2 separate regions of the Homo sapiens genome follow, and region 1 is linked to region 2. The links are chromatin loops, found by intact Hi-C in ENCODE. Cell type or tissue: endothelial cell of umbilical vein. All regions are shown on one strand. Links, peaks and the distances in the headings refer to the core of each region. The heading gives the core; the rest is flanking DNA. Region 1 overlaps LINC02008 (long intergenic non-protein coding RNA 2008). Region 2 overlaps LINC02008 (long intergenic non-protein coding RNA 2008).

Region 1 (16,420 bases), core at 9,215-11,714, 52 kb before region 2:
ACCCCATCTCTACTAAAAATACAAACAGTAGCCAGGTGTGGTGGTGCACACCGGTAGTCCCAGCTACAGGGAGGCTGAGGCATGAGAACTGCTTGAACTCAGTAGACGGATGCTGCAGTAAGACAAGATCGTGCCACTGCACTCCAGCCTGAGCGACAGAGAGAGACTTTGTCTCAATAATAATAATAATAGTAATAATAATAATAATGAATAAATAAATAATATAACTAGCAGAGTAAAGATTGTTTCATGGTTAAGACTGGGCATAACTCATGTACCAATTTGCTGCAGCGTTTGGTACAATATGTGTCTGTCTTAAAATTATGGAAACCATGAGTTTCACAGCATAGGTCCTAAAAACCATGCTTTGCTGTGGAAACAGTGTTTGTAGAAGTAGGGATTAAACAACTGCAATTTAATTAAAGTTGTATTTAAATTCAACTTTTAAAACTTATGTTAATTCAATTATTTAAATTCAATATTTTAATTCAAGTTGTATTTAAATGGTATTTTTAGATTATAATGTCAGCGGTAAAAGAGAACTTAAAGGTCATTTCAACTGTGTGACTTTGAATTTTGTCCTCATAGGCAATTCGTTTAAATTACCTAAGCCTTAGTTTCCTCACATGTACACCGAGGACAGGAATAGTACCTACCCAATAGATATATTGTGACTATTAAATGAGTTAGTCGGGAAAAATCTTTAATACAGCGTGTGGCATATGATAAGAGACTTTATCTAATCCATCTCACTTCCTGAAAAAACTGATGAAGAAACTAAGTTCCTTCATCATTATTTTTTCCCCCTAGATCACTAAATAGCTAGAAATGCCAGAAACAGACATGACATATCATGGATTCCAGGTCAGTGTTCTTATTTAATTAGGTATTCTTGATGCCTATTTGTTGGAAAAGAACATTTGTCTCTTAATTTTTGGGTTATAATTGGCAATAAATAATCACATTTTGTCTACAGGAAGAACCACATCAGTAAATTAGTCTTAGAGAGTGTTCAGTGGGTGCACTTCAATTATTTCATTTAATTTGCATCAAAAATATTTTAATCTAATTTATAATCTCTCTTATGGTTAATCTTAATACTTGTGAATGTTTTGTAGTAAATGTTATTTTCATAAATTTTTACCCTTTATGTAGTTTAAATTATGTTGTAGTTAAAACTATCAAATGATCACCATAAACAATTACTGTGTGGGTTTTAACATCTAAACAATTTTAGTAACTAAATGAAACAGATTTTTTTGCAATTTGACCAAACGCATAAATCAGCAAAGCCAGGTGCAATACTTATTATAAATGAATGATTTTATTAATTTTTAGATCATTAAAACTTTTGCCTTCCAGCAGCTGTCTTCTGGAACAGCTGCTAATACTTATATATAACATTTGTCAGTTTGTTGCATAAATCACATATATTGCTTTAAGGGAAGTTTAAGACATATTAATTATATTATATTCACTGAATGATTAAACTGATTTCAATTTTTTTGAAAGATTGGTAAGATAATTTGTGAATAGAGTTTTAAAAAATATTTGACTACTTATTATTTACATTTTTGTAAAATTTCCTTCTATTTGTGGGCCAAAGTAATTTATCTTATGACATGACTTAGCGTAAACCAAGATGATGATTTATATAACTTGCTTAAAGATAAGACATTAGCAGTTGTATTTATTTCCATGTTTTTTGACATTGAAGGTTAGTACTTACCACGTATGATGCCAACTTAGCAACGATAATGCATTGTCAGTGTGCAATGTGTCTTTCACCATTTAGTTCCCTTCTTTTCTCCCAAGTAGACATCTGTGGTCCATTCAGGGCAGAGCCACTACTCCTGGACCATAATGAGTCACTACTACTGTTCAAATGTCATCCGTTGAGGTGTTGAGTCTGTCTAGTCCCTGAGGTGTTTGAAGGCAGTCCTTCATTCTGCATTTCCTTCTTAGGTGGCTCAGGACAGTTGCTAAGCTTTGCAAAGTGCATGTGCAGTTGCCTTGAGGTTTCTAGGGTAGCATGTGTCTAGAGAGTTGCCAACATTAATTACCAGCATTTTCTGCTTCATATGGTGGCAGGGAGGAGAACTGGGGATTGAGCATGCTAGGTAGAACTTGAAGGAAAAAAAATGCCTTGTACTGTCTGCATATTTAGCATTCTGTCAGCCCCCTGGTCAACAGATCCTGCAAAAACCCCCAAGTAAAGCAAAGATGCAGATGCTCAGGGCTTGGCAATCAAAATCTTGGAATATCTCTAGAGTGGGAGTTGGCTTCATTAACTACTGTCAAATGTCTACCTTCCTAAAACCTTTATTCTGCTTGGAGTTTTACGTAAATGAGGCCATGACTCTTAGGATCAGAAATAAGGAGAGGGAGAAAGGAAAGAAACTAAGATCAATTTAAAAAGTTCATTCTTCGGATGTGAGGATCTCCTCGCCACAACCCAGTGAATTTTCTGAGAATACTTTATGGGGTTTTCAGTATTTTCTGTAAGCCAGTTTTACCAATTTAAAAATGTTTCCTAGTTGGAAAAGTGCATTTTACTTTATTTGAATACATTTTTGGTAAGCTTGTTAAAATACTCATACCTACATAATTTTTTTCTCTCTTATCCATCAATTATTTGGAAGTGAATCTACCTATTCCAGTAAACCCTATCCCATAGATGTTGGTGTTTAATTTTCCTTTTTTATCAAATCATCTCACTAATATTTTGATTTTCAATAGTATTATTAGCATTTTAAAAGATAAGTTCTGGACTCATTTTTTTTCAACACATAAAGGAATCTGTGTCCCTTAAAATTAAAATATTTTCTCTTCTATCCACTAAATGGTCCTTTACATAAAGACCTTGATATTGATAGCCACTCAATTCTCATGTAAACATTTACTAAACATTCTGAAATTTCTGTGTTGACTATATACCTTGATAATATTTCTATCTTTTTTTTTTTAACTGACTCTTCTCTCCCTCAAGGTGTTTCTTATGTTCTTTACATTGGATTGAATCACTTGCTGTGTGAGGGGAGAGAGCCTATCTGCCTGGATGCTGATAAGGTTTCTGGCAGAGTTGATGCTGAACACATGCTTGCTGAGTGGAGAAAAGGGGACACCTTTCCACTATCGTAATTTAAGTAAAAAGAGGAGGGTAGAGACATCAGACCTCTTAATATGTACCTCACTGAGGAGAGAGAATAACAATTCTTTTCTAGGAAAACTAAAATAGTACAGGGCTAGAAAACACTAGTTGAACATTGAAACCAACTAGAAAAACAGGTTCCTAACAGTCATTTAAAGCCCTAGTGAATGTATGCCCCAAGAGAAGAGGTTTAGAAACATTTAGCAAAGCTATACTTTGACTTTACTGAATAAATGAATCTTTAAAAGTAGCCCAGATTTTTATTTTAGCTTCAAAATTTGCCTTGGTTGTCTCATTGGAACCAATTTACAAATGTCAGAATTTGCATTAGAGTGACATCATATGGCTTTAATTAGGTATGTGATTGTTCTGGTCAATGATAATTATGAATTATTAGGTTCTACTCAAGCCAGGGAACTTGGATCTCAATTTCATATTTTAGGGTGAGGAGACAGTAGCAATGCAGTTCCTAAGGACAGAAAGACCAAAGTTTTGCCAGTTTGGAGTACCATGTGCTGTATTTGTAGATTACCTCTATTTTCTAGCTTATACCTGTCATGGAAAAATCAAAGCCCTTTCAGAAATTATACGTAGATAGATTATGCAAGTCTGTCAAATAAATGCCTCCTGTACAGGAAGGTTGGTAAGTTTTTACTTAGTAAAATCAGGAGGCAACTGTCAGAGACAGCACTAACATGGATAAGACTGGGTCATTTAGAGACTCACAAAGAAGACCACTGTCCTCGTTGGGAACTATGACAAAACAATGTCATTTTGTAATATAAATCCACCAAAAACTCATTAATAGATTCTGTTCATGGCCTATAAAAGCCATTCTCTCATTTCTTATTGCTTATGAAATCTCGTTTAAGATATTACATCAATCACATAGAGGCCCTTTGAATTGAGTAAAAACAAGGTCTGGCCTTGTTTGAGGTGGTTTGAGGTGAGCATATATCCTAGTTTTGGCCTGGGAAATAAAGGGGAATATCTACTAGAGTTTCTGGGAAGGTTTATTTTCACGGATAAAGAAAAATTTTGTTTTGCCTTTTATTTCCCACTGATCTGGGATGTGGAATAAGACAATAATGCCTGTTGCAGTGAAAGCCATTTTTTGACTATGAAGTGAGAAAACTAAGGAAGAAAAATCAACATATTTAAAAGGACAGAGAAATAAATTAAAAGACCCCAGTGTTAGTAGTAATATCATTGCTGCCACTCTGGAACCACCTGTCTTCAAACTTCTTATTGTGAGAAATAATTATATCCCTATATGTAAACCATTGACATTTGGCCATTATATTATTTGCAGCCAAATGTATTTTAATTGATACCATTTGTTTACATTTGAACATGCTCTTGTGTGAATAATACGTGCGTGTTTTAGGTAACTATGAAATATAAACATATGCATATCTTCTTTCCATTTTTAGAGAGGGGATTATAGGTTTGGGAAATTTCATATTGTAGAATCCATTGAAGTTGGTGTTATGTAATATTTACTTACAGCAAATAAAAATAAAGTCTATATTATGTAAAATATATAATGTACATGATACTAGTGAACTATAAGGGTGTTTACTTGAACCTGCACTCTGAATGCGTACCATAGATGGCCTTACTGATAAATTATGTCAAAATGACTTCAACTTATCATAACCTACAATGCTCTAATCACATACCGGTCACAAATAAAGTATTTGCGTATGTAACTCTCAAAAAGTCATTATTAATCATTAGGGAACATTAACTGGTACTTTAAATGGAAAATACACTAATGGAAAAAAAATGACTTGCTGTTATTGGTAGCTATGTTGGATTAAAATGCCACTTTTTTGACATTCCTTCTATTAAGATATAGAGACCTCTCCCCTTGAATGCAGACAGATACTGCATTAGTGATGCTGTTTCTGTTTCTGGACCCAGGCCTCAAGAATTGGTGGATTCATTTTCCTTCCTCTGAGAAGACCCTCTTAGGCACTAGATAAGAAATCCAACACCTTGAACATTCTATGTTGTGAAGAAGCCCAAGCTAGCCATGTGGACAGGCCCCAGGGATAGAAAGTGAGAGAAAGAGACCTCCATCAACTCCTAATTGTTCTATTCCTCCCAGCTTAGATACTAGACATATAGGTGAAGAAGTCTTCAAATGACTTCAATTTCGTCTGTCATCTGACTGCAGTCACGTGAAAGACCCTAAGCAGGAATCACCCAGATGAGCCTGTCAACGCTCAGAAACATAAGGAATAATAAATTATTTTAAGTCACTAAGCATTGGGGTAGTTTGTTATGTACCAGTAGATGACTAGTGTAGTGACCAATAACTAATAAAAGAACATTATACTGTGGCAAAATATTTTTACACTTTGGAAAAGAAATTGGAAAGGGAAAACATTTAAATTAAGTTATCCAAATTGGAAGAGTCTGTTTTCTGCCTATCTTCTGGTTCTCTTTGTATATGAATTTATTTTTTAAAAAAACAACATGTCTACTGCTACACAGATTAAAAAGCTGCTCAACATGAGTGGCAATGTTATGTACATAGCCCCATTTTATCTTTTGTCTATGTCCGGTGGATTGAGATGGGTGTGCCTCCTGTTTTAGAATATCCAGTCTTCTTTCTGTCATCCTGATCAGTGATGCAACCAGAAACTTGAACACTGATATAAAGATTTCCTTTTCCTCCTCCAGAAAGTTCTTGCCCTTGAGCAGGATTCAGTAGAAGCCTGCAATATTTGAAGCAGTCACCTAGCAGTTGTTTAACGTGGCTGACTATGCCCTGCAGGCTTATACAGAAGGAGATAGAGCAGGTTGTCAATTATTTCTGCACTCAGGGCTACGGACTAACAATATGCTTGAGTGAGGCAGAGGTTACACATCAGCTGCAATCCCACAGGCAATCCAAATCTGCCATTAATGGTAAGGAACTAAGAGTTTCAACAAGGTTGAGTTCCCTTGGTTGTGAGTTCCCAGTGAGGCAAACTTGGACCAGGATATAACAGTTCTTGTTAAGATAAGTCAGTGCATCAGCTAGAAGATGAACCGGTAGGAATGGCAGCAACATGTCATCAAATTATAGTTCAAACTCCAAGGTCTATGTGTTGTCAGGCCTTTATGACTCTGAGGCCTGCATCTTACTGACAGCACATGCAATCGGAGAGTTCCTGCAGATGTTACTTCCTCTGGAATAAAACTGTTGCATGAATTTACCTTATCATCATCCCAAAGTGTAGCCATTTTACAATGTTAAAACTATGGAAATACCTAATGAAGTGATTAGGGCATCTAATTAGAAGCCTCAGATTCAAACTTTGACATGATTTAGGGTAGTCTGTGGTGAACATATTTGTTAAGTTATAGAATGAAGTGTTGAAGACATCAGCTATAAATATTCTATGTCACCTGTTGGTAGAAAGGACACTGATCTAACAAATTTTTAAGTTAAATTAGTTCCACGATAACAAATACTGAAATAGTCCCCAAGGAAAGACCATTTCACATAAATATCATTTATTTTTCTAACCAAATGAAGTCTCCTCTTTGAGAATGCTGTGCTCCTTTATAGCATATTATGGGGATAGTTTCAGTCCACATACTACAGGATGGTCACAGTCCTCCAAGATATTTCTTTTGATCTTTCCCATGGTAGATTAAAAAAAATTGTTTCCTTTTTCACACATTTATCCAGATGTGTGGATAAATCTAATGAAATAAGAAACACAGGTTATTCTACTATTAGATCATATGAAATATTTATCATTTCTCCCCTTCTTGAATTAAAACTCAGTAGAATAGGTTAACCGTGGTCCTACGAAGCCCTACCTTTCTTTTTCACTCATTTGTCTCTCACTCTTCTGCGGTTTTCCTCAGAATCATAAAAGCAGATTTTAACTCATCTTGGAGTTTAGTATATAGTTGAGGGAAAATCATCCCTGGCAGACGTTTTTTTCTTCTGAATTCCTCATTATGCCTTGGCTTCTGGTATTCACAGGACTGGGATTTTGCAATGCTTCCATGAAACACTGGATGGCTCTGAGTTTAGTCTAAATGGGGAAAGGGCCAGGAAATAAACAGGAATTAAAGGAAATGAAAATCACAAGGAACAAAAGCACACTAATATGTTAAAATATTGCTTTCCTCCTTTATCAAATACAGTGAATCCCCTGTAGGTTGAACCTTTCTTCTTTTAGCTACATCCTCATATCATTTTTTTTCGTTTTATTTATTTTTTATTTTTTGAGATGTCATCCGGGCTGGAGTGCAGTGGAGCTATCCGGGCTCAAGGAATTCTCCTGCCTCAGCCTCCCAAGTAGCTGGAATTACAGGCACCCACAACCACACCCTACTAATTTTTGTATTTTTAGTAGGGACAGGGTTTCACCATGTTGGCAAGGCTGCCCTCGAACTCCTGACCTCAAATGATCTGCCCACCTCAGCCTGCCAAAGTGCTGGGATTATAGGCGTGAGCCACCATGTACCCAGCCTATTCATGTCTTTTTGAAAAATGTCTATTTCAGATTTCTGGATAGGGACCTAGGAGGATACTTACACTACATAGGGTGTCACTACATCTTCTCTCCTGGCTATTAGTTTTCTTCTTTACTATTACTATAGAAAACTAAAGCAGTCAACTTTGAAACCATTTTGATAGGAAATTATAGTGGTTAGGTTTATGTGTCAGCTTGGCTAGCCTTACGTCCAATCTATAGTTATTTAATCAAGCATTAATTAAGGCATTGCTGTATTTTGCAGGTGTGATTAAGTGAATAATCAGTTGATTTTAAATAAGATCACCTGAGTGGCCCTGATTCAATCAGGTGATAGGTCTTAAAAGTACAACTGAGGCTTCTCTAAAGAAGGAGTGTCGGCCGTGAGCAGCAGCTTCAGCTTGTGCCTGAGAGTTTTCAGCCTGCCCTTCCTGAAGGCTTGTGAACATGCCTGGCCACCACCCATAATCCATAAGCCAATTCTCTGCAGTAAATCTCTTAATATCTATCTCCCACTAGTTCTGTATCTCTGCTTGGACCCTGTCTGATACAGGGAGAAAGAGTTAATGGGTGATAATGGCTGAAGATGTTGTCTTCCTATGGAAAATAATATTCTTTTTAAATGCTTTCAAGGAGGCTTTAAATGTTGGCCTTATAGGTTCTGTCCTGTACAGTTCTCAGTGGCACCATTTGTATATCTTATGTTTTAAATGCCACCTCCTGAGGATTTTCAGTGTGATAGTTTTGGTTTTAACGCTGTTCCTTGAAGTAGTGAAAGTGTGGCAATTTGAGTCACTGTAGACGTCAGCTGTCTTGGGCTTCAGACACCAGATGCTGTTGATTGCTTCTCTACCTATGCATAAAAGCAGCCCCAGTGTACCCAGATTCTGAAAGAGTATTATTGAATCCATCTATTAGCCAAACTGTGGAGAATGAAGGATGAACCTTGCTCATAAAGAATTGCTGCCATCGAGGTTAAATGGTTGTGTTCCTAATAGCATGACATACTTTAGATGGAGGCCTTGGTGTTTGGAAAAGGGCTGGGTACTGTAAATTAGATTTCCAATCCTGGTATTGGAAAATAGCATATAAGTCATACTGTTCTGCAGGGCTGGTGGTCTAACCACCAATCTAATCATTGCCAAGCAGAGTTGTACTTTCTGGAGCCTCTCGGGGTTACTATTCTTTCAGAGATGACACAAAACATTTACTGAGTAGAATATGTATCTATTTTTTTCCAGTATTTCCTTGCGTTTCCAACTTTCTTTCGTCCTGTCTTTCATCCTCACTTCCTGATTTCTCTTAGTTTCACTTAAGTGATTCAGCAGGGAACTCACAGTTCTGATAAATTATTCTTATAAAAATAAGATTGTTTGGCTTATGATAAAATGACTATACCTTTGTCAGGCCTTCAAAGGAAGTTTTACTTCAGATGTTTAAATGTCAGAGCACCCTATAAAATTATCTAGAAGCACTGAACTGTCCAAAATAATTTTACAAAACCCCCCATCTTTTAAATTCTATCTAACAACTGTCAGTATTGCAGTGTCAGATCACCCAGCGGCATATGTGTGACCTCGCGGTATGCTGTCTTTTTAAAAAGCATGCACTCTTTCGCTTTCCCTAGTCCTTTTCTCCATCTGCCTGCTGACCCATGTGGCTGTTTTAACATCCACCTCAGTGGAAGCCTCATACCTGCCTGGCCAGCAGAAAGTAACACAATGACAGCAGTTTCTGTGGGACTGAAGAGGAGGGGATGAGAAAGCTTGGATGTCCTGTCTTTTTCTGGACAGCTAAAATGAAGATAGAGGACAGCTCCAGGAAAAGTCATGCCCTGGAATTTTCAATCAGCATGCATCGGTTTAGGGAGTGGGTGAATAAATGGGCAATCTATTTCAGGGCAGTTTCCCTTCTGGAAGAAGGGGCAATTTGTTTTAGGGTCACGTGCTGGGTAACTATCTGCATAAGAAACCCTAATAATTTCCAGCACAAGCTATTCACCAGAGAACCTTGTGACGACTTTCTCAGGAAGGTTAGTTTATAATGAATCAGAATCTGTCAACAAACTGATCACGATTGTGTTCACCCCAGTAGTCACCGCAAGTGTGTTCAGGGTGGTAAGTGCTTCCTTTGAGAGTATACAAGATTATTTACAGGCTAATTTTCATCTGAATTTCTTCCACACTTTTTACCATGACATTTAACTGGTATAATTTCTTCATATGATCATGTAGACAGTTATGTTGAGAGACCAAATGCCTCTTTGCTGAATTACATGAAGCAAAACAATATTTTAAAAGGAAACCAGCAAAAATGTTATTTTTACTCCTAACCCCCAAAATGACCTTTTTTTCCGTTAAATGTAGAGAGAAGTAATTTTTTTCATTAGAAAAGATTGTCTTTTTTTTTTAAATAATTGACTGGGTTCAGTAGATGGAAATTATTGACTACATAAGACTATATAAAAGCCATATGGAGGGGGTTACACTAATATAATTAAAATGTATTGATAGTTTTAAAAATACTTAGTCGTATAAACTATCTAATGGGTGTGTTCAAGTCTAAGTTATATTAATGCCAGTGGACGTTACACCAAACATACATGTGGTTGCCAGATTTTATTTTGAGATTTTAAATTTATTAGAACCTCAAACTCACATTAAAGGTCTCGTGTGGTAGAAACAAAGATTCCCTTAAACCTCTGTGAACTGAAATTGCCATGTCTCATATAGCTTTACAGTTTTACACAAGAACACTGTGGCGAGATGAAAGCTATGTTCTGTGACATCCTCTGTGGTATTGTTGTGTCTCCAGCTCTCTACCCTTGAACAATCCTGTTTGGTGACTTCTGTGTCTCTGTGGGTAACTCAGGAAATCTGTCTGATGTAACATCTTGGAAGGCACAACTCCAGGCTAACTGATCAGAAAACACTTACAGAGCTAGCTCAGACTATCAGTTAGCTTTCTAAATCTTCATTATGTTAAAACAGAAAATGTCGTAGTGAAAAAGAAGACAGTTTGTCCCCATATCTCTGTCTCAAAAAGTATGTTTGTTCACTGATGACCCAAGGATTTTTCCTAAAAAATGAAGTTGGTCAAAGGCAATCAAAGACAACTCTTTATTTTGGAGAGAATTCAAACTTTGAGGCAGCTGACTCCTCTCTGTTCAATAATAGCAATCTCTTTAATCAGTGTTAGGTCGATAGTGAAATATTTACTGTGGATGCTTCCAGAATGATTTGAAGCCAGCTCTTTGGAGAGCATTGATAATCTCAGGGTAATCTAAGCCATCCTTACGTGCGGTGTCAATGTGCTGAACTGAACAATGCCTCTGATACAGATCTGTGGATCATAAACAATAAAGAGCTATTTTAAGAGATTTCATATAAAATCACCTCTGACTAAGTACATGCCAGGGCAGATCTCAGTGGGGGAGAGGAGAAATGTGAGATTTTAGAATATCAGTAGTAAAGATCAGAACATGGTAAAAGCCCAATTACATCAAAGTTGAAGGACCTTTAAAAACATATTTTTAAAGTGGTGTGTTTTTTTGTTATTACTATATGTGCTATAACTTTTGCTCTATCTTTTGTTAGCTATCAATATTTTAGCTTTTCCTCTCATTACTAAATGTGCTTCAGCACTTCTGGGACAGAGATTATGAGATTTTCTACATTTAGTTGATCTCATCCTGTGAATTTACTGAATAATTAAACTTCTAGGAAGATACGTTGCTAAAAACAAGTGATGGGTTAGTTTTGACTGCAATGCTGTATAAATTATTGAAGTATATCTCTAGAAAACAAGCTTAATAGCCTATTATAAAGCTTATTTGAATAAAAAGACAAGAACAGTCACTCACAGAGATTGTCTAGCAGCACTTCACAGACAATTGCACAAATTATCTAAAGGTGGCATGACGTAAGCTCCATTCCATTTATAATATGACATAGTTGATATGGACCACTGCTTGCAGAGCCATATCTCAATTATTTTAAATAGAAAACTTTAATAAATGCACTCAATTAGAGCTCAGTTTTAATCAGTTGCAACCTGGGGTAGGCAATGTCACTTTTCAAAGAAGCAAAACCTTCTTTCAAACAATTATGGGACTTGAAAAGATTGTATGCATGGGATGAAGTTGTAATTCTAAAACACTAAAGGTGCTTCTGCAGAAGTATTTTGTAGTAAATTTGCCTGTGCAGCATACAATTGTGAAGAAAAAAGCTTGGGCAGGTTGTGACATGTTACCATTGGAACATTTAGAGGGGGCTTACTAGTAAGTTACAAATTTCATCTCCAAAATTCAAAATCTAGACTATGACAAATTATTGTATAGAAACACTTTATTTTATATGTTCCTGATTAGTAAGATTAATTATTTATAACTGATAGGGCATCAAGGAATGAATTATGGTTTTGAATTAATTTACAAAGGAAAACATGTATGCATAGTAATATTGGTACATTCACCTAAATTTAAACTATTTCTTATATTTACAATCAAACCTGGTTGACAATACCTGCAAGGTGTTTAAAGATACCAATTTCATATGATTATCTGTATCTATTCAATCAGTCATTTTCCAAATATTGAAAGTCTTCAGAATGATACAAGAATCCTCCATGTGGGCACAATGCAATGTTTTACAAATAAGCTTTATCAGTCACTTTTTTAGAAAGATGTCAATGGATATTTTAATAATTTAATGTCCTTCTTGATTGGATTCTAATTTGTAATGCACACACTACAAAAATATTAGGGTCAGAGTTACACAATGCTGCTAAAAGCATTCTATAATTTATCAAGATATGTGTGCATGTATACATAAATATGTGTGTGTATCCAAGTAATATAATTATGTATAACATTTAATATTCAACTTCAGACTCATATTTAGTTGCCACACCCTGGTACAGAAGTCTAATTGGACTGGTGTCTGCTCTGATAAAATTACCCTAAACAGATGTCAAAAATTTTTAAAATATTACTCTCTGTAAAACAAGGTGATCAAGATAAGCAACACTGCTTATTCTAAGGTCTCTGGTATGTATTAGTAAATTTTACTGTTCATGTGACTTCTGATCAGATTCTTTATGTATTGTGAGGTTCAAACACAATTGACACAAATAATGAAAATTTTCAGAAAAAGATTTATAAGAGCAAGATAAAACAAGGGGATCATTTAGCTAAGAAGAGAGGGGGGTTAGAGGTTAAAGTACTTAATGTTGAAAGTATGATAACCAGAAGCTGGGTATGTACACAAATGACAGATCAGAAAGAAATTGGTGTAACTGCCAATAGCCATGAGCACCCACATATAAAATACCCTTGCTTAACCTGGGGGTTGCTTTCATGCCTGAGAAGTTCTGTGGTTAGCAAAAACAAGTTTGAAATGTTCAGAACTCAAAATAGTGTTTTAAGGATCATGTTTCAAGATTGTTCTTTCTCTCTCCCTTTTAAAATTTTTTTTGAATCAGACACTTATAGCTTGAAATTTAACATCTTTAATACTTGTATTCTCCTTGTTCAGTTTTCACAGGAAGTAAACTGCCGAATAATGCCTATTTAAAATAAAAAATCTTGGCCTCTTGTTTTTCCAGAGCCTAGTAATTCATCTATTTATATGTTTTTTCAATCAATCAACTATCAGATGAAGAATAAATTCATCTTTTTTTTTTCCTGTGTCACCCATTCTTTACCATTCTTCAAGTATGGATCATTGATTGCTGTCAGGTTTTTATATTTAAGACAATTTTATTGGCCCAGATTATATAAAAGGAATCACATGTTTAAAATTTTCAGCATACAAACATAAGACTGTGTTATTTAAACCATAGTTGTTGAGAGTTAAATGTACATCAATTACAACTCCCACCCCATTCCTATTTTTCTCTTTAGTTATTCAAACTACAAATTTATGAAAAGAAGCAGACATGATGTTTTAATTGTTTACTTCTGCTATGTGACATAAAAAATTCAGGGTAAAAATAGTTGCTCTATAATTATTTGAATTTGGTTAACTGCTTGCTGATAAAATTAGTCCTACCTAGATCTAAATAATAGATAATTTTTTGTTTGGTCCTGTTTATTCCTCTTACTCATATTCCTCAAAAGTTTGCTATTCCAAACCAATCATTCCCTGTCTTCTTCCTAAATTTACCATCTGGTACCCACTTTCAAAATATGAGAAGAAGATGTATATACACACACATATTTGAGAAATAGTTCTATTGTGGGTGAGTGGCTAAATGCTGACATTCTATATACTGGAGAATCTTAATTCTCTCTCTTAGCTTCGTGATTACAGGCTGCAGTTTTATTCTAGACTTTTTTATGGAGTTCAAATATTTACCTAATATAAGCTAATCATTGCTTGGTTATAGAAATTGAAAAAATATTTTCATTAAAACTTATAAAGTTATATGACCAATGAAAAATTTCAGATCCCCACAATTATTCATTAAGAAGTTTTGTAAGATTATTTTGAGGAGCTATATATGTGTGTGTGTGTATACATATATATATAAATATTTATGTATGTAGGTATACATTTGCAACTTGGGATAAAAAAATCATGCCTCTTTTTAGGGATCCAGCTGGGCCATAATTTAAATCATGAAAAGTATCTTTTAATGCACCCAAGTTTGTTCTTTAAAAAATTTACCCCAGTGCATTCCCTCTCTGAATGTAACCTGGTGAAACTTTTTCCCTTTGTAGTTATTCAGCTCAACTAAATAACTTTCTAGATTGACACACTGAGCATTAGAAAATCAAAAAGAAGATGGTGAAGTTTCACAGTCAGTACTTGATTTGATATTCCTTTAAATTTAAATCATGACCCAGCTGGATCCCTAAAAAGAGGCATGATTTTTTATCCCAGGTTGCATTCTATTGAGCTGCTCTGTGAACTGACTTCAGAAGTATCTGGGAACATAGAGGCAGGTGCAGGAATGGTTTAGAGACTGAGGTAGAGATTAAGTTTTTCTAAGTCTCCAAGAGCAAGGGGAAACAGTGTTTCCATAACAGTTAAAGGATTCCACATGTGAAAAGGGGACATAATGAGTTGTCATTTCTACTCACTTTGTGGAATTTCTCTAATCAGATACTTTCTTAGGAAATCTTGCCTTCTGATTTTGAATAGAAGATACGATGTCAGTTTATGTGCCAAGAAGAGGTCTCCAAAGCTGTATCTTCTTTAGAAAGCCAATTTAGTTTGTGACTATTATTTAATTCATTTGAGTAGGCTGAGAGTCAAAATAATGAAAAACTCAAGAAATCAACCTTTACGGATTTTAGAATCAGTCATATAACTAAACCAGCCCCATCTTTCTCCCCTTTAGGAAATGACTGCTGGAGTTGCCAAGAACTCCTTCCTGTCCTGTTCTCTCTAAGGATCTCTATAAAATTATATTTTCCTGTAAAGCTCACAGCATACTTTCATTTCCAAGAGCCATGCAGAGATTTGGTGTATTTGCAATTGTGTAAAACTCTCTTCTCTAAAACACTTTGGTGTCTAAAATTTGAAGCTCAGGGAAGTTAAAATGCCACCCATCAGCATTCTCTGGAACACAGGGAGGCTCTGAGGGGTTAAAGTCAATCACTAGGACCACGACTACTGCCAATAATCCTACAGACTCAAATTGAATTTTAGCCATCCTGTGCACATGCACAGCTCTTGAAAGGAGAAAAAAAAATTTTTTTTCCCCTCACATGGGGGATGTAGGCAGAAACAGTGGCAGAAATGGAATCCATTGCATCAAATGGCTTGTGTGCTGATTGAATTTAAAATTGGACTTTCTTATTCCCCGATTTTTGCTTCAGAGATGTGAGAAGGGGGAGGCAGGTGTCTTGTAAATAAAAAATGTGACTCAGCTGTAAAACATGGAATGGGGGGAATAAAGAGCTTCATTGTTCATTTTTAAAAAGGAAGAAGAATAGGAATCTGCGTAACAAATGGTCTTGGCAGTTACCAGAACTCAGCTTCTGCACAACAAATCCAAATAGCATGACGCTTCTCTGATTCTAGGTTTTACTAAATTTTAATGAGTGTTGAAGTAACTTCATAGGAAAAATCTCACTGGCATCTCTAGAAATCCTTTTCCTTTTATTTATCAAAGCTTCCTTAACACTTTTAAAGAAATAGAAATAAAACAAAATAACTATCTTCCAAAATATTCTTTGACAAATAAAATATATTTGTGCTCTGACAGAGGGTGAATGTTTACCCAATAGCCTACCTATTTTACTCCACTTAAAATTTGCAGCGGAAGTTTAATCCAATAATTTGAAAATGTTTTAGTTTACTTAAATGATTTCTCAAACTCCATTATTTGAGAGAGGAAGAGATAAGGCAGCCAGCTTCCGTAGGAAGAGACATCATTTCGTTGCAATGTAGCAGATCCAAACATGCTATTTTCAGTATGTATTAGAGTTTCCTTACTTTGGTTTTTCCATCAAAATCATACACTAGAATTCGATATTCTCCTTTCAAATAAAGCAAATTCCCCGTTGTCTTCAAGAAAGTTGTTCTTAGCCACCTTGAATTTAAAGAGGAAAACTCCAACAGCAGTCAATAAATAAGAAACACATTGGTTACTTAAAAATTCTCTCTTGGGTATTGTCCAAGAGACTCTAGGGACCTGGGGAAATAGAGTATTTTAAGAGAAACAGAAACATACTTCAGAGAAGGAGGTATTGAATTTCTTCATGAATGTTTTTATGTTTAGGCTCTGTTGAACTAGGGAATAGGGATTTAAACAGCCTGTATCTTCTTTTAAT
Region 2 (16,420 bases), core at 7,888-10,387:
GATAAGTTGCCATATAATCTAGCCACATATGTGCTGGGCCTACAAAGGGAGAAAAAGGACATCATGCTGAAGGAACTACATGACTTAGCTAACAGGTACTGGCAGGAACCATGTATGTATGTATGGTTCATGGCAAGCATTCTTTCATGATATGGGTAATATGCCCTGCAAGGATGACAGAGGATAGAACTAACATACTGCTAGGTGGGCTCTTGAAAGTTGAAAGTAAGTGATGGCTTTCACTAAGTGAGATACAAATGCCAAAACTAAGATGGCAGAGAGTGGAAGAAAGGATCAAAATACTCAAAGAAGTTGGCCTACAAGAGTTGATAGAACACATAGGGCTTGAAAACTTACCTGTGAGTATATTCTGCAAGGGTCTGGATGGAAAACATTTTGTTGTCCACAGCAGTAAGGTGAGAAGGACACATATGATTGTGAAGGTCAGCGGTGACTATACTCTGAGGATCAGGACCGATGGTAGAAGATATTGTTATATAATACAGAAAAGATGGCAGATTAGACATTGACATCCAGGACCTGAAGCATCCCTTATAAAATGGGAAATATAGAATCCTGAAATAGGTGGCAGTGCAGCAAGGTCACAGGAGCAGCCAGGGAGAGCTGACTCTCAGAGATATGTTGATATTTAATAGAACATGGCAGGCCTAGGGGAAAAAAAAAAAGCTGGACAGCTGACAAGGATATTGCTCATTTGTAAAAATCAAAGGAAGTCAAGGAGGGATTATCAGAAGGTCGAGGTTTGCTATCTCCCATGAAATATTACAGTTGTATTCCCCAGTTTCATGATCTGAGCCAGTTTTCAGTTCCAGACCCCACTGACTAAAAAGACTGGTTCCCCAGGAGGGAGGACTTTGCAAAACAAGAGCAAGCATATTGTGATATAACAATTCCCAGTTCTTATTCAAACAGACTTATATCATTTATCGTGAATAAACATAAACTGAGGAAAGGGGAATAGTTAGATATTTACAAAACAGTAGGGCATTGGAGGTTCAGATGATGTTATTACACAGGTACCTGCAATTTCACCATGTTCCCCCAGTTAAGCAGGAGCATATAGAGGCAGGTAATAAATGGATTCCTGTGTACGTTGATTACATGAACCCATTAGACATTTCTCTCATCACCAAATGCTTACTTACAATGCAAAGACTACATTTAATTCCACTGGCCTGTGGAATAAGAGCTATTGGAATGGAAAACATTAAGTAGAAGCCTCTGAAACTGTTTCTGAACCTGGCCAAGACAGTAAACCAAGAAAATTTTGCATAAAATTTGCTTAAAGTCAAAAAAGATGCAGGAATGATGGTTCTCATCATACCCCCAATTTAATTTGGTAGCCTTGCTTCAGCAACAGAAAATTCAGATGAATTCTGGAGGATGACAGTGGCCTACTACAAACTCAACCAAGTAGTAGCCCCAATTGTAGGAGCTATGCCAGATGTAATAAAATTTTAAAGGAAGACAGAATCAGAAGTAGCACCATGCCAAGCTAAAATGAAGCATGGGAAAAAATAAAAACTTAATGCCAATATTGTCCTTCTTAACAATTTTAATATTTTGCTCATCATGGATTTTTTGTCCTAATTTAACTTTTAAAAATATTTACCTTGTAATATTTATCTTGATTACTGAGTTTTTGATGTTCCCTCAAATCTTTGTATCTGACGCAAGTGTCTTACTGACCTCATATTAGTCCTGGCTCTGTATATCATGGTCTCAGGAACTTGGTAAACAGCCAGTGTTCTGTCGAATGCATTATTTCCCATCACTAAAAATATGGATAACCAGAAAAAGTGAATATTCACATGTGATGGACACAAATATACATTTGCAGTGCTATCCTAGGGATATAATTCTTCTACCCTATGTCATACATGTAGTCTACAGTAAACTAAACTATTTGAACATATAATATTACATTGGTCTACTATTTTAATGGCATTGTATTGAGTGGACTAGATGAGGTAGAAACATGTATGTTGGTGGCCTTGTTAAGACACATGTAGTCCAGAGGATGGGAAATTATGGCATTCCCTATAAACTCTATGAAGCTTCACGGACATGCTACATCAATAAGCTGTGTGGTCTAGTATATGCCAGATCATCTCCACAGTAAAGGACAGTTTGTGTGTCTTTCATCTCCCACCACTAAGAAGGAAACATGATTCCTGGTAAACAAGTAACATGGAAAACCAACATCTTTGAGTTGGACACAGAATAAGAAGGGACTCTTCAGAAGGTTCTGGTTTTGACACAGTAGCTGTGCCACATAGACCTCTTGTTTGAAGACAACAAAGCAGACTGTATAATATTAGAGATGTCGGCGGTAGGCAAAAATCACCATGGGGAGTTATGGCATGACCCAAATGGTGAATTGTAATGTGGACTCTTTAGTGTTCTGGAGCAAGGCTATGCCATCTGCAATGAAAAATCATGTTCTATTAGACAAGCAGCCATGGCATGCTAGGGGTCTTGATAGAGACAGGCCACCTAAATGGACATCGAGTAACCATGCAGAGCTGGATTCTGCCAAACTAATGTAGTCATAGGTTGCTGAGGCCCAGTAGCAATTAATCATGCCAGCATCAGGCATGAACAGGGCCAGAGGGCACAACTAAGCAACACAAGCAGGTGGCTCAGACTCCATGTCATCTACCATTGTCGCCTTGGCACATCTCACTTAGCACTTAACATTCACCTGCTGTGTATGGGGAATTTGTTATGAATAGCTGATGGAGGAAGAAAAAGGCTAAGCTTAAGTTATAGATGGATTGGCTTAGTATGCCAGACAGACATAAATGTACTGTGCTACAGATCAACACATGGGGTGGGCCTGAAGAGAGAGGTGAGGAGAAATCTTCCCAATGGGTATAACTTTGAGGAGTACATATGTGGGAGAAAAGTGGCCTGAGGTTAGAATATATATGGGCTCACGAACAGTGATGGATGAGTCAGACAATTAATCAGGAGTTTGGAAGGAGAATGATTTTAGGATTGGAAAAAATATTTTTGAGGACAAGGTATATAGATGGACATATAGGAGTGGGCACGAAGTGCAAAACAACAAACAAAGCAAAATGTGTAATGCGTGATAATTCTCCCCATGGATGATCCATCACATAAGAAGCACTAAGCAATCAAGAATACAAGCTGGTTGGGATCATCCAGGCTCTGTCATCAGTCACCCAGTTTTGGTAAAATGGAACCATAAATGGAATAACCATGGGTGGCAGATATATTGTTCATGAATGGGATCAATAGGATGGGTTCCTATTCAGTAACTGATCTAGTTACTGCTGCTCCCAAATGTACAAGCTGACAGCAACAGTGCACAATGCAGAGACCTTTCCTCAAGGGGCCCAGCAAGCTATTTGGTGGGAAAGTGATTCCATCAAATCCTTAATATGCTAGAAAGGGGAGCAATTTATCTTGACTTCTGTTGACACATACTCCATATTTGTGGATTTATGTTGTCTACAGGACCATATTCACCCCCACTATTCAAGGGCTTATAGATTATTTGTTTCACCAACAGAGAATTCTCTATAACATTGTTTTGAATCAAGGGACACACTTTATGGCACACAGAGTGTGACTGTTGACATATATCTACTTGGTCATTGGTCTTATAAACTGTACCACGCAAACTTTTGCAGCCTGGCTGCTTATTCAAAAAGGATTCATGCATCTCAGAATCAAGGAATGGTATCATTTAACCTTATCCCAATAACCCAGTTGAGGAATTTGTGTTTCTCATCCCCACAACTTTTGACTTTGTGGGTCTAGAGGTCCAGATTCTCAATGGGAGAATCCTTCCACTAGGCTGTGCGGCAAGTGTCCCATTATACTTTAAGCTGTGGCTGCTGCCTGCTGGTTTTGGAGTTCTTTTACCAAGAGACTAGCAAGCGTGAAAAGAGATACTCCCCTGGTAGGGAAGTTGATGTACATCACCAAGGAGACGTAAAGTTGGTGGCTATACAATGGGTGCAGTAGAGATGGATGTATTTCAGATCCAGGAGATACAGTAGTTAATCTCTTGGTAATCTCTTGTCCAATTGTGAGAACAAATGGACAACTGCGTCAGCCACTGTCTGAGCAAGCAAAGGACTAGAGACTTTTTCACCTCAGGGATGAGGGGCTAGGTCACTAAGTAAGCCACTCTTTTTTTTTGAGACAAAGTCTCGCTTTGTTGCCAGGCTGGAGTGCAGTGGTGCGATCTCAGCTCACTGCAACCTCAGACTCCCAGGTTCAAGCGATTCTCTTGCCTCAGTCTCCTGAGTAGCTGGGATTACAGGCTCATGCCACCACGCCTGGCTATTTTTTTTTTTTTTTTTTTTTTTTTACTTTTAGTAGAGACGGGGTTTTGCAACGTTGGCCAGGCTGGGCTCAAACTCCTGTCCTCCGGTGATCTGCCTGCCTTGGCCTCCCAAAGTGCTGGGATTACAGGCGTGAAGTAAGCCATTTTTGTCAGCAGAAATGAATCTGGAATGAGTAGTAAAGGAGGAAAATAATATCAGCTGCGGCCTCCTGACTAGCTATAGCAGCAGAAGCTGTTTTGTTAGAAAAAGAAACAAGCTTGAAACCTGGAGGAGCTGTTCTCGGATGAAGTGAATTTATTACCTTAAGTAAGTAGATCCAAATGGCACAAAGAGTGGACAGTAGTGAACCCTGTGTTGCGTTGCCAAATTCTTCTTTAGGACTGAAACTTTTATTACCCCAGCTGCCAGGAAGCTTGGCTGCTGAAGACCCACAGATGAATCTTTCCCCAAAACGTGCCCTCAGTTTGAGTCCACTGATTGGTTGATGTGGCAGTAAAGAGCCTAGTGTCCTTGCTTTAACTGGGGACAACTCTGAAGGGGCACCAAAGCTCCCTAGCACCCCATTGGATTGGCTGAGTGTTTGCTGCAACTGCCACTGCTTCCTATGCCCAACCTGAGTCCCCTCAAACACTGACAGATGTTGTTCTGGGAGCACCCCCCAATACACTTCCTGCATGCAGATCTCAGATGCTCAGTCTATTGTCTGGAGAAGCTGACCTAGACAGGATTCCTTCAAATCACCAGGATTCATTTAATGTAAATAACTTTAAAGGAGTTTTGCACCAAAATTTTAAAAAGTAAATCTGTTGCATAAACATATTTTTCTCCTTGTTCATTTTCTTATTTTAGTTGCTTCTTCATTACTTTTAATTTGTGTTTCTCTTTATTTTGCTTTTTCCAACTTCAGTTAATATCATGGAAAAAATAAAGGTTAGGAAGATTGGTTTTTTTCTTGGCCTTACTACTAACCAATCCTCTGAACTTGGATGAATTAAGTTTTTCTGGGTAAGAGTTGATTCATTTGTTAATTGAGGGGATTATACCAGGCGATTGATCTTGAAAACATCTTGCAACTGTGAAAGTTAAATATTTTCCTTTCATCAAGCTTTCGTATTTGAAATCACATTGCAATTTGGGTTATAGAATTGCTGAAAGTGAGGGAAAACTAATGAAGAAATGTTTAAATCTTATAGGATAAGGTCCTAGTCATCCTAAAAATAGGTGCAAGTTTCATGAACATGGTTTGATAATGCTGAGATGATGCTAATGAGACAAAGAGAAGCTTCCCCATGGCAGATGACTTGCAACAAACAGACCATGTAACACCGATGCAAATAATTCATTACATTCTTCAAGCATCTGCAGGATTTGTGACTTAAGAATTTGTAGACATGATTGAATTCATGATTCCTTCATTCAGCAATTATTCATTGAGTGCCTATTTTGTGCCCAGACTATACTAGGCCCTGGGGATACAGAGATTAATAAGATAAGATCCCAGTTCTTGAACAGCTCAGTCTAGTGGGAAAAGCAGGCATATACACAAATATTACAGTGCATAAGATCTGCTATAATAGAGGATAAGCAGAATGTTGCTGATGGATTTTGTAATGATCTTATGCGGACAGGATGCTTTTCTTCTATAAGGATTTACTGTCAATCAGTTTGAGTGTGTCTGCATTTTAATAAAGGCGATCTGATCACTCTACCCTAAGTCAGCAAGGCACCCCCTTGAAACCAACAATTGTCGTTATTCACATCAGCTCTGCAGTTCTACTGGGACATCATAAGCCCCTTCTTTTTATAGCAGACCTTCTCCAGCTTCTATTTTAACTTAAATATCACACAAACAATTCTTTCTGAGGAAAAGCAGGGGAAAGATGACTAATTGAAAATAGCATTTCTTAGACTAGAATTATGATTCCAGGCTGGGTACCTCCCAAGCAGCTCAAAGTGACGAAGGGAAAGGTTGCTGAAGTAAAAGGAAAGACAGAACTATGGAAAAAGAAAGACTATAAAGAAAATGAGGGATTATTTTACGGCTAGAGATAAGTAATGTGTCGTATAAGTTGTCAGTTTACACAACACCCTGCATTTTCTCCTTCCTCTTTTTAAACCAGTGCACAATGTTGTGCTCACTGATAGCTAAAAAGCAGAAGCTGCCTGAAGTCAATAGTTTTTTTCTACCATTTCCTAAATTCTGACCTCACTGGTGAGCTCATGCTAGTGACTTGAACTGGTGGTAGTTGATAGGTCTGTATCCCTGTAAAAAAGGAGCTTCTGGCAAACTGAGGAGTGACTTTGAGAAGGAGGGAAGGGAGCTCATCCTAGACCGTAGGGTAATAGAGGTCTGTGTGTCTTAGAGTAGCAAAAAACCATGATATGTCTTTTGAACTGGGACAATTTTATGAGTTAAACCTGATACAAAAACATAATTAAAATTAATTCATGGTTTGAAACATTTATTAATGGAGTAACCAACTGGCTTTGTAATATTGTTTGGCCCCTCAAATAGTGTCATTCAGTAATTTTTTTCATATCTAAAAATCTTTCTAAAAATTAAAAATAATATATATCATGTATATTAAAGTCAACTTAAAATATTCTTATATTGATTGTCTTCATATAAAAAATTAAAGTATGCAGAATAGTTGTTCTTGTTATATACTCATACACTTAAATCCATTTCTATCTCTAATCCTGAGTAACTGGCATTTTTCTGAAAATACATTTTAACTGACTTATTATTAATTCCTTATAAGATCTCCTGTAGTCATAAATTCAAGTGACCTTTCTATGTACTGTAATTCATTCAACTGAAGAAATACTCTTTCTACAGGTACTGAAGTACATGCAAGTTTAGAGAGAGTTCTGCTAAATGGAGGCTATTACCAATTCTAATTCTTTCCATTTTGGAATTTATAATTTTTCAGAACAAATATTTTCACAGGCTGTCTTTCTGCCTCCATTCAAAAGCCTTTTCTTTCAAAGTATATTTTTTAAAGATAGGATGTGTCATATTAAGTTTCCACTGTTTGTAATTCATCTAAATGTTTTGTTAAATTCACATCTATAATATCTTAGGCAATCTGAATTTTATTCCACTTTTTTCAGCATGTAAATTTTCAAATTAAAAAATAGCAACTCCATCAAAAAATCATTTTCATGAATTGGTATATCACAAATCACAAAACAAAATTTTAAAAATTAAATTGTTTTCACTATTTGTATTCTCTTAATGTGTTCAGTTCCTCCTTTGCTTTTGTGGAATACATTTTAATGGCTTTCTCCTTGTAAGCTTTTGTTCAATCATTACAGTTTGCTAAAAGCTTCAAAACTGGAGATTATTGGTGATCCACTTATTGAATAATTGGAGAAAGTTTCACCAGTTGACCCTGAAGAAAACACAACTAAAATTTAGAAGTCCCAATGATGTGGTTTAGATTTATGTCCCTGCCCAAATCTTATTTCAAGTTGTAATACCTAATGTTGGATGAGGGGCCTGGTGGGAGGTGACTGGATCATGGGGGCAGATTCCCCCTTCCTGGTCTCGTGATAGTGAGTTCTCATGAAATGTGGTTGTTTAAAAATGTGTGGCACCTCCTGCCACCTCTTTTCCTCTGGCTCAGGACATGTAAGATGTGCCTGCTTCCCCTTTGCCTTCTGCCATAATTGTGACTTTCTTGAGGTTCCCCCAGCCGTGCTTACTGTACATTCTGTGGAACTGTCAGCTAATTAAACCTCTAATCTTTATAAGTTAACCACTTTCAGGTATTTCTTTATAGCAGTGTGGGAATGGACTAAAACACTCACTTTATAAAAACATTTAATGCCATTGCAAGAAAACTAGAATGAATTACAAAGTGGTTGTTCAAATGTTCAAACATTCTAAAATGATTGATGCTAGACAGCAGAGAGAGAACCTTCGACACCTTCTAAGTTCATTTCCACATCCTGAGTTCCTTTGTTTAGCCAGATTTTTTTGTCCTTAATAAATTATGCTCTCCCCAAATTTGAATTCGCATAATTACAAAACCAGTAAGTGAATCTCTAATTTTGCACTTTTTAAAGGAATTTATAATAACATTAAAACAATGCAGTATTTTAATCTTTAACTGAATAAACTTCCAAAGTTCCCCAACAGCTCCCCACTCCTTCATGTTAGAATCTGTGACTTATAGTTAATGCCAAGAGAAAAAGGAAGAACTTCTCAGTTCTAGTCTACGATAGTCACTTCTGGTATCCTTAGAATCCAGCTATGCATGGCTCTGCCTACATGCCTTGTGTGTGTGAATCCCAGAACACAGCTAGAGACAGCTAGTGGTGCACTGGAGTCAGCGCCTACCAGCTTGTTAGGAATGATTGTGAGCATCTCTTTCCAATTCCACATTCAGTGACTTTAATTTGGTAGCTTGAAATTGTTCATGGTAGAAATATTTACACCCAGAAATTAACAAATGCTACAAGTCGTATTTCCCAACCTCACTCCTCTACCCTGAGAGCTGGTTGTTAAACATTTACCAGCACTCTACTGTAGGAAGCACACAGCCTTCCTGGGCACAGCATGCAGCTATTCCTTTCTGAGGATTCCCATTTGAAAATGGCTCTGCAGTAGAGTGGCTCATGGTCAGAGCAAACCACAAATCCAGGTTTGGTTAGGACAATCTTGTGCTAGTGTCCTGTTCTGTTTAGCATTTGAACCTGAAATATACACTTTTGTAATAATGGATGGAATACAAGTAATACAATTAATGGTTGCATTAAAATGAATCAGGATGGGTTTGGTGGAACTCCACTGTCTACTTCCAGCTTCTGCCATGATTTTGCCTACTAGTATGTAAAATATATGCTGAGATCAGGATTTTCTCTTAACATATGGGGAAATAAAAAAGATGACCTTACAACACCCAATTCTATTTTTCTGACCCCTCTCATACACAACATAATTTTTATTTCTCTTTGAACTACAGTATGTTAAGTGCTTGCCCATGATAAAATGAAATGTACTCACACGTGAGCAGGTTTAGGTTCAGCCAACTTCATCTGGTTTGGATGGTGGGAAAAGTTCCACACTGCGGCCCCTGCTGGACACTTAGTGTAATAGAGTCCCATGTTACCAAGGAGCAATTCAGAATGCAGTCAGTGCCACTGTATCTTATTTCTTAGAAATTATCCCAGTAAAAAAAAAAATATTTTGCAGCTTCACTAAAATGGAGTTTTTCAAAGGGCTAAAACTCAGCTTTTAAGCGATTGGGAGCCAGCAGTGTTTGCCACCATAATTAAGTGTTACGTGCATAATTTACAATTGTTCTATTTTATAGCCAAATATTTTTATATCCTACTAGGTTTTGGAGGATGAACTCAAAATAATATTTTCATCAAGTACACACTAGTCACTACGACCCTAACTTCAGCAAAATAGATAGTAAGTGATTAAAATTTATGTAGACTATCTAAAGAATAAAAAGGTATTTAAAAATAAAGTATAACACAAAGGTACGTTGGTTTACTATAACTGTTGTAACAAATTACCACAAATTTAGTGGCTTAAAACATAGATGTATTCTTTTACAGTTTTATAGGTTGGAAGATCTGACATGGGCTAAAATCAAGGTGTCAATGGGGCTGTGTTACTTCCCAGAGACTCTAGGAGAAAAATAATTCTCTTGCCTTTTCCAGCTTCTAGAGACTTCTTGCATTTCTTGGCTCATGGTTCCCTTCCTCCAGCTTCAAAGCTAGCAAGGTTGCATCTCTCTGGCCATTCTTTCATAGTTACATCTCCCTCTTTCTGACCACACCTTAAAAAGATAATCTAATTTTAAGGACTCATTTTAAGGACACACCTGAGTAATCCAGGACAATCTCGTCATGCCATGGTCCTTATTAATCACATCTGTGAAAATGCCCTGTAAGATAACACAGTCACATGTTCCTGTGATGAGGCTGTGAATGTCTTTGAGGGGGCTATCATTCTGTCTACCACACAAGCAATATGTTCTCAGCAAAGAATATGTAAAGTCCCCAAAAAAGGCTGCAGACTTCAATCTTCTGTCACTGCTCTGAAAAGATTGACAAAAAATTACCTAAATTTGGAATAACTTTTAGAGCAATAAGTCAAAAATGTGGGTGTCAGTGTTGATTTGTTTTTTTAAATTTTCCTGCATGTATCAGCTACCACCTTCCCATATAATATCAAGATGAGATACTAGCCACACACAAGACCAAATACTGGATAATTTCTTCATTACTGTAATTCCTTGAAATGTTTGTTCATGATGGCCAGATATCTATTGTTTGGTTAGGAATTAATTCTGTAATTATTTTAAAAAAAGAGTTTGCTGTCCAAGGCGACACATGTGGCTCAGGTGCATTTCAAGAGCTCTGCTGTTAGTTTCTCTAATGAGAGCCAGGGTTCTGGATGCACATGCATTTTTTTTTTTTCCTAAAGGCTTCATGCCCACTTAATTAAATGAAAGAAATAATCACAGAATGGAGCTCCTTTCCATCTTGGCCAAATACTGTGTAAATTTTAATTCAAAGTTTACTTCAAAGATAAATACAAAGAGAGACATATATGTCATACAATTTCATTTTAAATTTCAATAATAAACTTTGGTCAAATTTAAAGTCAAATAGATATGATTGACCATTTACATACAAATACATATTTCTGTTCAGTATTCATACATAAATAAACATAAATATCCACAAATTAAGGCATATGCAATTTTAGAAAAAAGTTTCTCAAGGGCAAAACTTCTTAAAATTGTCTTATATAATCAGTAAGAAAGCAAAGAATATTTTAAAAATAGAAGTTAATCAACACAACTGAACATAAGGGAATAATCTCTGATATGGATGGGAGAAATGTTGAAAATTGAGTGAATTCATGAAGGGAAATCTATCTATAAAAGCATGAGATACAATCTATCTATAAATACATAAATAAATTTATAAATCTATAAATGCTTTTATACAATCTATAAAAGCATGAGATAAATTCAGTTGAATATACTAATCAATTTTACTCTCTGAAGACGTAATTCTGCTATCACCGTCTTGAAATATCTACAACAAAAGGCTTTTGAAATTATAAACTTCCAATAAAAATAAAAGATGTATAAAAATGGACATTTAAAATTAAAATTTAATATGTATTTTTGTTACTTATAAATATTTTTTATTTTGAAAATTCTTCATTCTCATCTTAGTTTTTGAGGGCTGCTGTAACAAATTACTACAAACTGGGTTGCTTAAAACAACAGAAATCCATTCTTCCACAATTCTGGGTGCTAAAAGTCAGAAATCAAGGTGTAGGCAGAGCCATGCTCACTTTGGAACTTCTGTGGAAGAATGCTTCCTTGCGTCTTCTATCTTCTGGTAGCCTAGATTTTCCTTGGCTTGTGGCCCCATAACTCCAGTCTCTTCCTATCTCCACATGGTCACACTCTCTCTGTCTCTGTTTCCTTTTATAGGGATACTTTATATTGATTAAAGGGTTAACCCTACTACAGTGGGACATCATCTTAACTAATTACATCTGCAATGATGGTATTTCCAATTAAGGTCACATTCTAAGGTGCTGGAATTTACCAACATATCTTTTTTAGAGGGATACAATTCAACCCCATAAATATCCCATTCTATAAAAATACTGGTTCTCTTACAAGGCTAAAGGAAATGAAACTGGTGTGGACATTTCTATCTCATTTTTTTAGTAGAACAAGAATTAATCTAAATGGCTATGTGTTCATACTGGCTCAATAATTCAGTTTTTTCCTAATTACATTAAAATTATTTGGATATGGTGTCAGGGAACTGATAAAACTGAATATATTTTATAGTTTGTGTTAAGATTAACATACACTGTTTAGTCAATAATGGAATGAAGATATTGACAATATGGGCTAGATTCTAGACTTTACTTTCTGTTCTCAAGTCCCAATTCTGAATAAGCAACTATCATCTCTCTTAGTGTACTTGCATAAGAAATTAAAGTAATAGGGTTGGGTGTGGTGGCTCATGGCTATAATCCTAGCACTTTGGGAGGCTGAGGCAGGAAGATTGCTTGAGGCCAGGAGTTCAAGGCCAACCTGGTCAACATAGAGAGACCCTGTCTCTATTGACAACAAAAGAAGAAGAAATTAAATAGGCAGGTTTTTAGTGCTGTCTAATCTGCTTCACAAACCTGATGATACACTAAATTTTATGAAAATTACATGTGTGCATGTGGTTGTCTCACATATTTTATGGAACAAGGCAGATAGAGTATGAGTGAGTAAATAAAATGCATGTGCATGTTGAAAAGTCGTCTTTCTTAATTTAAGCAATGCATAAGGTATGATAGATTTCTGTTAGAGAAAACTAGACCAATATGTGACTATTCAAATTGGCCAAGATTCTGTTTTTGTTTTTTTTTTTTTTTGAAATTCACACCTACAGCAATACAGCTGAATTAAGAACTTGTCTATGCAGAAATATTCTCAGTAGTCACCAACCAAAGTTTATAGAGAGTTTCAGCGAGAAAAAACCCACTTATTTTTCTTATCTCATCCAGGGAATTTTATATTATGGTGGAAAAAATTGATTTGTAGGTTTATTTTATTTTTTTTAATGAGATGGCTCTGTCACCCAGCCTGGAGTATAGTGGCACAATCATAGCTCATTGCAGCCTGGAACCCTGGGCTCAAGGGATCCTTCCGCCTCAGCCTCCTGAGTCTCCGGGATTACAGGTGTGTGCCACTGCACTGGCTAATTTTTACAAATTTTGTGTAGAGATGGAGTCTCATCATGTTGTCCAGGCTGGTCTTAAACTCCTGGCTTCAAGACATCCTCCCTTCTTGGCCTCCCAAAGTACTGGGATCGTGTGAGCCACTGCACCTGGTGTCATCATTTAAATTTTATAGTTTTCTACTAATTTATAAAATATGTTTTTCTTTAAGCTGCTACAAATAAATACATTAAATAAGTAAATAGGCTCCCTAACTCATTATTAAATGAGTTAGGCTTCCTAACCTATTATTAAACAAATAATAGGCCCAGTATTGTTCCCAGGATTATATGACAAGATAGGAACCCTAGCACCCAGTCTCCTTAGGCACACTATGCAACTATGTTTTTCTGAGGTATTGCCGCTTACCAAGGGTGCTGTGATAGTGTGGTACGTGGTCAGAATGAAACATACCTTCTGGTTTGCCTGGTACAATCCAGTGAACACCTGTTATGTTCACTTCTGCAGCATTTGTCCTGAATTGCTTATTTTGTAATGAGGTATGAATTACAAATAAACACATGAAAATAAACCAGAATAGGTTCGGTAGACTTTGATGTTATAATTCCACCTTCTGCCAAAGTCTTGTAATCTAGGGCATGAAGCTCATAAATAGCAGTTAAAGTTCTCTTTTAACATGGGACTAAATTAAAAAAAAAAAAGAGATAACCAGCAATAACTCATTACTGTTTCCTGATTCCTCCCAGATACAATGCATAGTCTTTTTCAAGGAGAATATGCCAGTGTTTTGGCTGATGCCAAAATAAAATGCACTTAGACATGGTGAGCTTAGGTCAGTTAACTCCTTTGACAATGGATGGTGGTAGGAAAAGAATTCCACACTACTGCTGTAGTGATGAATAGTTTTAGATTTTTTTTTTTCTCATCAGAGTATCAGGATGTCACATAGAAACTCATGGGCATACTAAATCAACTTTGCATTTCCATTGCAGCAAGAAAATATTTTGAAAACCAGGGCTTTGTTTTTTCCATTAACAGAAAAGGGATACTTTTTAAGGTAAAAACTCACAGTATGACCCACTTGGTTATGTCTAATTTTGTCAGTGAGTTTCAATCATCTAACAAAAAACGAAGAAACAAAAGGACCATATAAAATGGCATACAATGACATATCAGCAGAATTTGAAACAATCAGACAGCATGAGGGATCCCCAAGGGAGAAGAAAGCTATTTGGCTGCTTGACTAATTATATGCACTAATAGATTTCCATTGGGCCCTCTGGTTTTTAAGAGTTCATTTAATTGCTGGATCAAATTAGATGTATTTCCAGGCTCTTCTCACGGCCAGGGCATATATGCAGAAATAGAGCAAAATCAGGATTCAGGAAACCTGAATTCAGACTCTTCCATTTTCCAGTATCCTTTGAATATTCTGAGTCTCACTTTCATGATCAATAAAATGGAGATAGTAAAAATTTAACCCCCAAAACTATTTAAGGACAACTCTAAGAAAGATAATTGTTATATGTAAATAATTATACAAATACAAATATTACTATTAATCTCAATTGACTTGAACTGTCCAGCAATTCTTCACGGCAATAACATCCCATTTAATTTACTTCCTTAACATGTAAATACTTTTCTTTCCCTTACAGATCACAAAAAAAAATGTTTGTTTTCCTTTAAAAATACAAACAAATTTTCTTACTATTTTTTTAACCTAGTGCATAAAAAAGTTTTGTTTCATAGATAATGCTTAATAAATATAATCAGATTTGCTGCGTGGGAATTCTGAGTCAGTAAACATCGTGTGTTTAACTTCTACAAGCAAACTTATTGAAGAATCACCACTAATAAAACTTGATCACTAACCTCATTTGGGTCCCATTATCTGAATCACCCCAGCTTTAGCTGTGATGTGAATAAATGTCATTTGATTGTGTGTGATTTTTATATAAAGACGTTAACATGCATTTAATTGCATTTTTCTGTTTCTCCTCTAGTAAAGAAATTTTTTTGAGGCAGGACTATGACTTGTCGTTTCTTTTGATGTGATTATCCCTTAAATCTCAATATATTTTGAAAGATTGATAATCAGAAGAAATTCATATGAGAGATCTCTTTGCAATTAGTATGCAATGATTGGATAACTTGCCTCATATTGAAATGGGATATAGTTCCCTTGACCCCTTCAGGGACTTGCAAAAGGTTGGCTCATTTACTCAGCTCACAGCTTTCAACCCCTTGAGGGAGGGGAGCACATAGGTGAGTGGGTGCAGAGGCCAGGATGAGAGCTTCAGGGCAACTGGCAAGAGCAGAACTTTTTGTGGGCCCGTGGCAGCGTCTAGGGGTTGCCATGACCCCTGGAGCCCCAGAGGGCGTGTGTTAAGTGTGCCCTTTTAGCTTTGCCATCTGTACATGGCTTAAATGTTAAACAGCTCAGTGGAGGGTCAGTGTGATAGCCTCTTGCAACTGCATCTGGCATCCAGGAAGAATCAGGTCACCCGAACGAATCGAAGGGTGGTGAATGTGGAGGATTTTATTGAGCAGTGGAAGTGGCTGTCAGCAGATGGGGAGCTGGAAAGGGGATGGAGTGGGAAGGTGGTCTTCCCATGGAGTTAGACCGTCCCTGGCTGAACTCTTCCCCGAGGTCAAGCCATTCCTCTGAAGTCAAGCTGCTTCTCTCTGATGTCCGGCTGTTCCTTCTCTTCTCTCCTTCTCTGCTGCTTGCCACTCTGGGGCTTTTATGGGTACAAGGTGGGGCAGGCCAGGATGGTTTTGGAAAAGGCAACATTCAGGTGGGAAAACAGCAATGCACGTTCTCACTTTGGGCCACAGGTCCAGGCTTGAGCGTGTGGCCCTCATTGGGGACTGCCCTCTTCTACCCATTATTTCCCTACCTCCTGTCCATATCAGCATAGCATATAAGATCACCAGATATTACTGTATAAACTTGATTGGTAATGAGGTGATACATATGACAATATATAAATGAAGACAGAATTAACCATAGGTTTATGGTTATTAGTGTATTGCAGTTATAATGGTGTTCCACATCTACTTTTGTGTACATATTTTCCAGACTGATGGAAATTTATGATTAAGTGACACAGAATGTAAAATTAACTTCTGATAATTTTCTCAGAGTACCAATATGTGCCAGGTTTCACTAGCAAGGTGAAATGGAATTCAGGGACATCATTCTAAACATGTAAATAATTGTTGTCTATTTACCTAGGTAAAAGCTTCATGGGCCACTTAATTTTTTTCCCCCATTGTACTTATGGCCTTTGTTAAAATGCTACTGTTCCAAATAAATAAATAGATATATATGAAGTAT

Evidence for each region. Peaks named below come from ENCODE experiments on the same cell type or tissue, not always from the same donor. Only the 100,000 strongest peaks of a DNase experiment are listed, where the experiment ranks them.
Region 1: a loop joins it to region 2, with 2.4 times the contacts of the local background. A loop is called at or near these places in 2 of 110 quality-filtered maps.

What each region holds. Positions count from the first base shown.
Region 1 is chr3:82,070,003-82,086,422 of GRCh38, forward strand. All of the region lies in intron 1 of LINC02008 (long intergenic non-protein coding RNA 2008), which reads left to right. Among named protein-coding and RNA genes, the nearest start is that of LINC02008, 92 kb to the left of the region's middle. In endothelial cell of umbilical vein, for the core only: no CTCF peak of the experiment used is centred there; DNase peaks (open chromatin) are centred at 10,479 and 10,889; H3K27ac peaks cover 1,318 bases.
Region 2 is chr3:82,123,764-82,140,183 of GRCh38, forward strand. All of the region lies in intron 1 of LINC02008 (long intergenic non-protein coding RNA 2008), which reads left to right. Among named protein-coding and RNA genes, the nearest start is that of LINC02008, 150 kb to the left of the region's middle. In endothelial cell of umbilical vein, for the core only: a CTCF peak has its summit at 9,431 (motif pointing left); a DNase peak (open chromatin) is centred at 9,408.